Regions from separate parts of the Homo sapiens genome. Here region 1 is linked to region 2. Evidence: chromatin contacts called from ENCODE Hi-C or POLR2A ChIA-PET data. All regions are on one chromosome and are shown on one strand. Each heading gives the region's core, a stretch centred on a gene start or an enhancer-like site at or near the end of the contact. The rest is flanking DNA. Distances are from core to core; before and after follow the strand shown. Region 1 overlaps LINC01258 (long intergenic non-protein coding RNA 1258). Region 2 has its middle 48 kb from the start of LINC02513.

Region 1 (5,631 bases), core at 56-2,555, 110 kb after region 2:
CCCAGTGAACTCATTTTAACTTAATTACCTCTTTAAAGACCCTGTCTCAAAAAACAGTCACATTCTGAGACACTGGGGGTTAGGGATTCAACATACACATTTTGGGGGAATAGAACTCAGTCCGTAATAATGTTGAACACATCTGACGTTTAGGGGTCAAAAAGAAAAATCAGAAGAACTTTCCTGAATCCAGTTATCATTCATCCCCAAAGGCTCGATCTGTTACCCTTTCTCCGGATTATTTTGAATGCTTTACTGCATGACTAGACCTATGTCAGTTGCTATCAGAGAGTGTTGCTTCCTTCCATGTTAATGCAAGCCCCTCAGCAAGATTGGATCTCTAAAATGCCTTCAGCCAGCTTAGTACAATGCCGAAAAGCTCTAGAAGTTACTTTATGTATTTGTTTGACTGACTACAGAAAAACACCCATCTCAGCAACTCATAAAGCAGAAGGAGAGGCATTAGGGGTAGTGTTGTCAGCAGGGCCAGGGGGCAGTGCATAAAGCCCTTTTATCAGTCAAATTCTGTGCTTCAGAGAACCTAGGTCGGTCCAAAGCACATTTTTCTAATTCATTCATGTCTGTGTGCGTGTACACGCGTGCGCACACCAGAAATCATTATAATATTTTTAAAGTGTGTCTACAAGGCTGTGATCTTTGGAGACTTTCAAAAATGAAAACAATCACAGGGTGCAGACATTGCCTGACAGGCAGGGGACTGAAAGCAAAATTAAATAATGAACAGGCCAAGGGCACTGGGGGCAGGAATCTGAAGTAGAAGCCTTCAGAGCAAGCACTTTGATAAAGAAAAGAAAGGCTACCGAAGGAAAAGCAATTAATGGGGAAGGGGCTGGTACTAAAATGAGCCCAGGGAAAGCTGCTGGGGACAGGAGGGAGGGCAGGGTGCACTGGAGAGTGGTGGGGTGGTGGTGGGGGAACCAACGTGCTCGCCAGGCCGTCATTAGCCCAGAATTATCAGGCACCTGAAACAACAAGGTCAAGAATGTGACCTGAACGATAGATGAAATATTTGTTTAGGAAGCCACATGCTGGGAGAAAGACTCAAAGAGTTAAACTGGGGTGCTTACCTTTTCTGATTGTAGAATTAAACAACAACAAAAATACAAGCAAAGCCTATAGATTCATTTTATTAATGTCCTGAAGAAAACTGATCAGATACTGAGTGTGGGGAGACAGCAGGCTCTGTCTGATCTCTCAGTGTAGGGACCAGAAGGGCAGGGGGAGGAACGCGGGCATAGACTGGGCCTCAGCCCCTCCCCAGCAGGGCCAGCAGCCTCGCCAACCAGGGCATCCGGATTCCAGGCCTCCTGGACAAAGGGCCCTTCCCCCCTTGTCAGCCTTCCTGTTCCCTGGGATTGTGTGGCCCAACCCTTTGATCAAACTAGGGTATTATGTCTACAGACAACTGCTTTAAATATCAAGGTTTCAGGGCTGGCTCTTGGGTCCCTCAGCTTCTCCATTAAAAAAAAAAAAAAAAAAAAAAAAGCAAGTATATGCCTGGGCTTTTTAGGATTTCTGTTTTCCACCTTAAAATAACCTGGTCTCTAACAGGGCTTTCCAAAGCTGTCCCAGCCCTTGGAAAATGTCAGAAGATGACCAGGTGGACGCATCATGAACAGAAATCGGCAGCTTAGTGTTTCTGCTGGTTGTGGCCTAAATGCTCTTTTACAATGGAAGGAGAATCTACTCGTGGCCAATGTGAATTTCGAAAAAGTTGTACTTGAAGTAACGGACTGGGAGCCAGGATTCTAGGGTTCCAGACCTGGTTCTGCAGCACACTCTGAGTCTTTTAGTCATTTAGTCTCTCTGGATTAGAGTTTTCCCTTTTTACACAAAAAGGGATGTTTTTGGATGTTTAAACTTGCCAAGCTCTGATGCCAGATTTAAAAATCCTACAATTCTTTCACTGCTATGTATTCCCTAAAAAGAACGTTCTGCCTGACCCTGCAATAACCTAAGTACTATGTATTTCATCAGCTTCAAGAAATAGTTAAATGGAAAGACGAAAATGAAAAACTGTCTCGGATGGTAACACCTTCTCCATAACTCACCAATTTAATAAGGAGCTGGAGTCTAACATGGCCAGATCATAATACCTCTGGGTAACAGTTTTCTGATTTTACTTAGAGAAAATATAATAAAAATGCTATTCTAGATGGATCCATTTCTTTTGCCTCTTGCCCCATAAATCACTTCCCTTTCTAGTCAACAGAAAACCCCTCCCTCACAGTAGTAGCAAGAAAATTGAGGCAGGTGCAAGACAAGAGAAGTAGATCAAGTTGAGATCTATTGAAAATTGCAAAAGATTTGCCATAAAATTGTATTTAACAGAGCAAGAAATTCTGATGTATATCTGAAAGTAGCTTTGCTAAGTTATGATTGCGTTAGCCACATGTGGAAAAGTGCTGAGAATGTCTTATGATTATTATTGGTGACACATTTCCATGTCTTCTATTATCTGAACTCAATGGGATTACTCTTACTAGGTGTACTTATTGAATTTACATAGTGTAGGAGTTCACATTCTGAGGCTTTTCTTCTGGATTGTATGGAAGACGGTTCTGGACATCAGAATCCCAAGGTTTATTTAATTCTTTTTCTGATCTTTGTTTTTACATTTTAAAACATGTTATGAGACCTTATCAATTTCTCAGCACTTCTATTGCCATAATACTTAGGATGAATTAGAGAGCTGCTTTGAGGTTTCTAAGGAGAGCCCTGTCACTGAGTCAGTCTCGACACAAGATCCTCATTTTGGTCCGCAAATCTCAGCCAGAATCAAGACTTCAGTCATTCTCCTGAGACATCCGTTTATGAGGCTGATGTCTAATCTCTGTCTGCTTCCATGCTCAATCTCTTTCTTGAGCCTACCTTATCATACCAAATTTGTTCACCTGGATGTTCTCAGGTATGCTAAATTCAAGTGCTTAAGACTAAATTTGTAATGTTTCCTCCAGAAAGCAACTTCCGTGACACCCTTCATTATATCACTGCTATGGTTTGAATGTCTGTGACCCTCCAAAATTTGAGACCCAATGCAACAGTATCAGGAAATGGGGCCTTTAGGAGGCAGGTTATAGGGGCTCTACCCTCAAGGATGGAATAAGTACCTCATATACCTTCTGCTATATGAGGACACAGCATTTGTCTCCTCCAGAGGACACAGCATTTGAGGTGTCATCTTGGAAGCAAAGACCAGGCTCTCACCAGACACCAAACATGCCAGCACCTTGATCTTGGACTTTCCAGCCTCTAGAACTCTGAGAAATACATCTCCATTGTTTATACATTACTCAATCTAAAGCATTTTGTTACAGCAGCACAAACAGACTAAGATAATCAACAACAATAGTATTTTTCTGGTCACCAGATTTAAACCTCAGCATCATCTCTATATAGTACCTCCCTCTTGCCTGCAGTTTGGTTACTGGGTCATGTCCATTCTTCCTGTGCAGTGTCTTTTTGATCTGTCCTTTCTGGCTGATGCTAGTTGCCATCAATCCCTGATCTTTCAGCTGCCATTTTCTGCCCAACCATCCCATAAATCACTTCCAGATGACTTTATTCACCCAACAATTATCTGATGAGTGCCTACTATGTTATTAAAAAAAAAAACCCAGTAGCACATTGAATGATATCTACAGATCAAGATGTAAACTCCTGAACCCATCACTCAGCCCTACACTGCTGTGGCTAAGCTTGATTGCCATTCACTCTTCTTATATACACCCTCTCTTCTCCAGACAAATAGTTTCACTGAGCTTCCTCTAACTACTTATAGCATTCCTCCTTCTTTAGATTTCCTGCCTGGAAATCCTTTCTTCTTCCTTCATTTGACATTAACCATTTTTCTTATGGTCGTTATTCCATTCACTCAATTCCTATGACTCTGCCGTTCACTCTGTTTCCTTCGCATTTGGCACTTGCAAAAGTGTATTACTCTCTATATTTTCTATATCTTGTCACCTCAAGTGGACCATGAGCACTTCAAGAGAGAGGTAGAGTGTCCACCTTTGTGTCCTATCAGTCTAATTAAATAAATTGCAGGAAGGAAGGAAAATGAACAATCATTGTCTACAGTAGATCAGAGACCTTTATACACTTTTTCCTTTCAATATCTCATTTAATGCTCTAAACCAAAAGGTAGCAAGCTATATCCCATGGGTCAGATCCAGCCTGTCTGGTTTTGTAAATAAAATGTATTGTAATAATGCCACACCTACTCATCTGCATGTTGTCCATGGCTGCTTTTGTGCTACAATGGCAGAGCTGAGTAGCTGTGACAGAGCCTATACAGCCAAGCAAAAACCAAAATATTTACTATCTGTTCCTTTAAGAAAAAGTTGGCGAATCCCTGGTCTAAGCAACTAGAAGAGGTGAGATCTTTTTCTTCTGCTTGTATAGGTGAACAAACAGAAGTTCAGAGAGTTTGGGTAAATTGCTCAAAGTCACACAGCTAATAAGGGACCCAGCAGAAATTTGAAGCTGGGTCTGTGTGATTCCAAAATCTGTAGGCTTTTCATTTGACCAAGGGATATAGTTGGCTATTGCTAATATTTGATGATAGCGAGGTTGTCATCTACATCCTATCCCTTGTATTTTTTTTTTTTTTTACATTTTTGCAGGAAGTAATCCAGTGGCTAGGATTAACTGAGATTTTCCCAGCACATGTCAAATCCCTCTGAATGACCATGCTGCTATAATTTTAGAAGACATTCTGTGTGACGTCACTCCACAGCAGTTATGACATGCTACACGAATGACCTCCAGAAGGGCATGGCTACCTTGAGAGCAAGCACTCTGTCTAGTATTCTCTTATACCCCTGAGCCTCCAGCATGGTCCTGGCATATAATAAACCTCCAACATATATATGTGCAGAATACTAGTTGTGGGAATGACTGTTATTTTGAGATAGAGAAATTATTTTCACGACTACCAGATTTCAGTAGGAATTAAATGGGAAAGTTCCCACTATGGAGTCACAGACCACCTGGATTAAAATGCTGGTGCCATCACTTACCAGGGATGTTATCTCAGGCAAGTTACCTAATTTGTACACACTTTGCTGTTTTTTCCATAAAACAGGAATAATGTTGTTATTTTGATATAATGAAATAAGACAAGTAAAGCACTTATAGCAATTCCTGGTACACAGTAAACAATCAACAAACATAAGTTATCATTGGCTTAAGTAATTGCATCAAAGCTTAGAAAGGTGAATTCATTTTCAAGAGCCATAAAATCACATAAAGTGGGAAAGGCAGCAAAAACAAACAATAAGCAAGCAGAGGAAGAAGGAGACAAGAGAAAGAGGATGAAGAAGGCAAGAAAGTCCCTCCTTTGCTTCATCTCTGCAAAAGATTTCCAGAAAACATTCTTTATCAATAAATAAATGCACTCACGTTCTCAGGAATACATCCTGCTCTACCAGTGAAAATGAGAGGAAGGAAACTTCGACCAACAACAGTTTCAGAAGACAAGCCTCAAATATTAGTAGAGAGGGGAATAAAAGAGCATGGAAAGCAGCACACTTCATCATATTAATTAATGCACATAATAGTCAGCAAAGCCAAAATTGGCCCCTCACCGAGATTCGCATCATTACCCTA
Region 2 (5,169 bases), core at 1,867-4,366:
ATGTGACTTTATTTGCAGATAGGGTCTTTACAGAAGTATCGAGTTAAAATGAGATCCATAGGGTGGGCCCTAACCCAGTGTAACTGATGACCTTGTATAAATGGAGAATTTGGTCACAGACAGACACACACAGAGGAAAGACAACGTGAAGAGAAACAGGGAGAAGAGGGCCGTCTACAAGCCAAGGAGAGAGGCTGGAACAGACGTGCCCCTCACAGCTCTTGGAAGAAACCAACCATGCAGACACTTGAATCTCAGAGTTCTAGCCTCCATTACCATGAGACAATAAATGTCTGTTGTTTAAGCCACGCAGTTTGTGTTTAAAGGCAGCCCTGGCAAATGAATACCAGGGACAACAGTGATTCTGTAATGCACACTGTCCCCCAACCCCCCAGCCCTCTCCTTGGGACCTGCCATGTCAACAGCATGGAGACTGCAGGGCCCCAGGTCTGTCTCCAGTTCCTCCGCATGAGCCACTGTGGTAAACCCATAATCGGTGGGTGGGGAGACCATCTGTGCTGGTCTGATCTGTCTTTTCAAGTCCAGAGCAGCTTCTAGATAGCTTTTCCCTGTGAATCGACTGGCTGCCTCAGTCAGTGGTTGGCAGAAAATCCCAGGCTTCCCTTGGCTACAGCCATGTCTGGTTCTGGTTTCACGAGGGACCTAGGTTTACGGGGCAAACTGATCCAACTGGAGCCTTCATGGCTAGAACTCTTGTGTTCTCTGTCACAGTTGAGCTGTCTGGAGATCAATTCTACAATCCCTGCGGTTCCCAGGTAAGAGGGGGATGGTATAGCAAAGCCCACCACCACTTCCAGAAAACCAATTCAAAACGCACTAGATACACTCTCTTTATTGTAAGACTACAAAGAAATAAGAATAAGAATACACATTTTGTACTTTGTATTTTCATAAAGAAACATAGGTAGGGTTAAAAAAAAGTAATAAAAATGATTTACCAACAAGGGAGAAAAGGAAGAGGAAAGATTGGATTAACGGAAAGAAGTGGCAGCTAGTATACTTCTCAGGTATACTATATTTTAGAATTTTGACTTTTGAGTCATGTAAGTGAATGACCCACTCAAATAAAATTTTAACTTAAAAAGTGTACTATTCATGAAAAGGGGCCCAGAGTCCCATTTTTGCATTGGAAACACATCCTAGGCAATGTGTCCAAAGGTAGCTTGCTTTAAATGCCATATTACCCTATTTTAATAATGGTGATAGTCTATTTGTTTAGCATGAACGAGGGCCTGTAGAACCTGCTGGTCATAGTGCTATAATGGGCATTCAATGATGTAGCGTCATTCACAGGACCTTGATCTCTTAGTCTGGGCTTCCTAGGGAACCAGCTGAGTGGCCTTGGACTCAACCCTGTACCTTTCTGCTCCTCAATTCCTCATCTGTGACACAAGCTTAATTCACCTGTTCTGTGTGCTCATAGGCTGTTATCTGGCTCAACTGTGAAAACACTTTGAAATCACCATTATCATCATCCTCATGGTGGAGTTTTCAGTTGTGCATGTACAACTGGAAGCCATTGTGTCAGAAGCGTTTGAACCAGAGCAACTCCATCTTGAATAGGGGCTGGGTAAAATGAGGCTGAGACCTACTGGGCTGTGTTCCCAGGCAGTTAAGACATTCTAAGTCAATGGATAAGATAGGGTGTCAGCACAAGACACAGGTCATAAGGACCTTGCTGATAAAACAGGTTGCAGTAAATAAAGAAGCCAGCTAAAACCCACCAAAATCAAGATGGCAATGAGTGTAGGATCCTCACTGCTACAGTCCCACCAGCACCATGACAGTTTACAAATGCCATGGCAACATCAGGAAGTTACCCTATGTGCTCTAGAAAGGGGAGGCATAAATAATCCATCCCTTGTTTAGCATATCATCAAGAAATAACCATAAAAATGGGCAACCAGCAGCCCTTGGGGCTGCTCTGTCTACGGAGTAGCTATTCTTTTATTCCTTTCCTGTCTTGTCTTTTTTTTTTTGAGACAGAGTCTGGCTCTGTTACCCAGGCTGGAGTGCAGTGGCATGATCTCAGCTCACTGCAGCCTCCACCTCCTGGGCTCAAGCAATTCTCCTGCCTCAGCCACCTAGTAGCTGGGATTACAGGCGTGCACCACCACACCCGAATATTTTGTATTTTTCTTTTTCTTTTTTTTTTTTTTTAGTAGAGATGGGTTTCACCATGTTGGCCAGGCTGGTCTCGAACTATTGACCTCAGATGATCCGCCCACCTCGGCCTCCCAAAGTGTATTCCTTTACTTTCTTAATAAACTTGCTTTCATTTTAGTCTACAGTCTCACTCTGAATTCTTTCTTGTGTGAGATCCAAGAACGTTCTCTTGGGGTCTAGATGGGGACCCCTTTCCTGTAACAAGTGTACAGTTGGAGGCCATTGAAAAACAACCAAGCCTAAGATGGGACATGATACCATCTTAAGAATATTTGTATTTGTCTCTCTGACACTGTCTGCAGACTAGGGTCACTCAAAGGATGGATGTGGATCTCTTGATTTTCCAACTCTCACTTTCACCAAGCATTTTGACAAGGGTTGGAGGGGTCCTTTAATAAGAGGTATAGGCGAAGGAGGTAGGAACTAGTCTCTTCATCTGGACCAGAGAAGGAACTCTGGTTCTGCAAACAAATGAAAAGCTTAGGAAGGCCTTGTCCTGACAAAATTCACAGGCTTCTAATCCTCTCCCTTCCCCACCTTAAAAACACACAAAATTAAGGAAAAGACAAGAAAGGCGGTAAGATTCTTGAAAGAGCTTTCAAAAATGAGAAAAGAAAAACAAGAGAATAAACAGCACAATGTGTCCTGATATGTTAATATGTTTCCCTTTCGTTTTGCGTTTTTTTTCCCCTTTCCTTCAAAAAAAAAAAAAAAATCTAGGATTTTGTCTCCTCTAAGGAGAAATTAGGAAGGAAAATCTGACATAATCTCCAGAGCTGTAAAACTTCTTTGTATGCCGTCACTTGAGTGCTTTTTCTTACATTCCCTTAAGTAGCCAACCTACCATGTGGCGAGTTTGTGAAGCCAGGAAGGGAGGCAGTAACCCGAGAGGCGCTGCAGGGCGGCTCCCCACGGCGAGGGAGGGCAGGCGGAGCCCCAGCTCCTCCCAGCCGGCTGAGCGCTCGGCCCCTCCTATGGCCGCAGGGGAAAAGGAGGAGAGACCTACATTTAAAAAGGCAGGAACCTACCAACTGCAGAGTGAGAATTCCCATTCGTGAGGTCAAATCGAGGTCAAGAATTTCCTAACCATCTCTGAAAACCCCCTATTTAGGGGGTCAAGTCGGGCTGGCAACGCCCCAAATCATTAACTAAATCTAACTTGATCTTCAAAAACACAGCCTAGGACTGTTTTTCTTTCTTTCTTCTGCCTGAATGTTTCTCAGTGGCATTTCTGTTACTTCCTGTTTGTGACCGGGCTTTCCTTGCCCTACTTCCTTTTTTAGGGGTTTAGGTTGCCTCGACGGCCATTTCCACTTAGATAGATGGAAAAGGGGTGTGTGTGCGTTGGATTGGAAGGGAAACAGCTCACATTTATTTTTATGTTGTAAAAGTCTTTTCTCATGCATTCACATTCTTTCATTTACGTTCTACAGCAACACTATGAGACCAACAATATGATTATGCCCAAATTACAGTTAAAGAAACTCAGGCTCAAAAAGATTAAATAAGATGTCCAAGTTCACGCATCACATAAAGGCGCAAAACCTGGATCTGCGTTCCAAGGGTCTGAAATCCAAAGGGGCTTGGGGATTTCACGAGGTCTGAATCTAAAACTGAAGTTCTTTTCATTTATTGAACCCTTAAGGGAGACCTAACTTTAACTTATTTGGCAAAACTTTATTCAGGGAAGACTTTTATTCAATCTTTATTACAGAGTTTATTCTTCAAATGTAAAGAAAAGACTTAGCTTAGTGCCTTCCCCAGAGCAGTGGGAGAATTATGAAAGATGTACTATTGCTTTTTTTTTTTTTTTTTGGCAACCTCTCTGCTCTGCTGGCTTTCACCCTGGCCATCCCAGGACCGAGCTGGGGCGTTCAAGCTTGCCTCGGAGCCAGGCCTGCACTTCCAGCGTCAGGCAGTAGGGGGAGCAAGTGTGCAAGAGGAGGAAAGCGGCTCCAATTGGGCAGGAAACGTTTGAGACCATGTGTCCTTACCCGGCTCCGGTTGAAAATTTAATTTTTTTGGCTGCCTGAATGCTTAGGACCCATGGCTCCAGGCTTCTCTGCAAAAATTTATGCTTACTGATTTGTAGGGTGGGAAAAACCAGCCTCAGGGAGTTGTAGAAAAAGATTACATGTGTCCCCTGGATCAGAGGAAGTAAAAACCTCCACACGGTTGCTGGGGAAGGATCCAGGCCTCCTGGCCTCTGCCCCTATGTGAGGGGGAGAGGACGCAGAGGCCCGCACTATGGGCCGTCCTGGGTCCAAGCATCCCAGGACCTCCACCTGAAACCTGCCAGAGAAGACAGGATTTTGTACAGTCCCTAGCGAAAGAATTGGAATGTATACAGCAAAATGGGGAGAAACGTTTGTGTTTTTTCATTGTATCCCTGGCTTCTGGAACAGCGCAGGTGGCGGCCTGGCTTCTGGTACTCACATTGACAGAGCCTGTTAACTTAGGCTGCGCTTTGACAAGCTCCTTGAAGTCAGGTGGAAAAGAAACAAATGTCCTAAGCTTGAGCCTGTACTAGGTCTAGAATAACTTTAGAGTGCTGGCAGGTCACCTCTGCTCTGGGATGTAGCTTTCTCCCATTTCTTTCTCCATTACAACTTTAGTTTCTTAACCTGGGAAAGAAAAGTTTCAAAACTGCAGCAGTGGAGAACCCCGAGGGCTGGCTGGCAATAGTGTCATTCAAAGGAAAACAGAGAAGAACCAAAAGCTGATGTTTGCCTGCACTTTGGATTTGGATATAGAAGACAACTGATATTCTTTTTTTGATGGTGGTTATGTACAGAAAACGTTGGTCTTGGTTCCAAATACACATGAGATTTGTATTCTAATGCACCTGTTCCTGTGATTTTTTTTGTTTGTTTGTTTAAAATGGTGACTTCCTAGGGTATTTTTCTAGACCAGTAGAAAAGACGTTAACCAAAGCTTCCTGTAAAACTACCATTTAGGCATCTCTGCTTTCATTCTGCTCTG

What was found. A loop is a pair of places that touch in the nucleus more often than their neighbours do. ChIA-PET counts read pairs that join two places held with the same protein, here RNA polymerase II (POLR2A). Pooled maps may share reads with other maps.
Region 1: POLR2A ChIA-PET joins it to region 2 with 10 read pairs in OCI-LY7. The contact joins two enhancer-like sites. A Hi-C loop is called at or near these places in 1 of 168 maps with a recorded cell type or tissue (heart left ventricle), 4 of 37 single-sample maps with no recorded cell type and 3 of 50 pooled maps. POLR2A ChIA-PET finds 5 or more read pairs at or near these places in 6 of 52 experiments (A673, OCI-LY7, T-cell and 3 more).

What each region holds. Positions count from the first base shown.
Region 1 is chr4:38,423,451-38,429,081 of GRCh38, forward strand. The region is part of intron 7 of LINC01258 (long intergenic non-protein coding RNA 1258); the gene reads right to left. Among named protein-coding and RNA genes, the nearest start is that of LINC02513, 59 kb to the left of the region's middle. RefSeq lists an enhancer at 1,236-1,768. Within about 2 kb of position 1,306, at least 2 of the 41 ENCODE cell types and tissues checked have a DNase peak (open chromatin) inside an H3K27ac peak, as active enhancers do.
Region 2 is chr4:38,315,900-38,321,068 of GRCh38, forward strand. No RefSeq gene overlaps it. Among named protein-coding and RNA genes, the nearest start is that of LINC02513, 48 kb to the right of the region's middle. RefSeq lists enhancers at 2,030-2,530, 2,531-3,031. Within about 2 kb of position 3,117, at least 38 of the 41 ENCODE cell types and tissues checked have a DNase peak (open chromatin) inside an H3K27ac peak, as active enhancers do.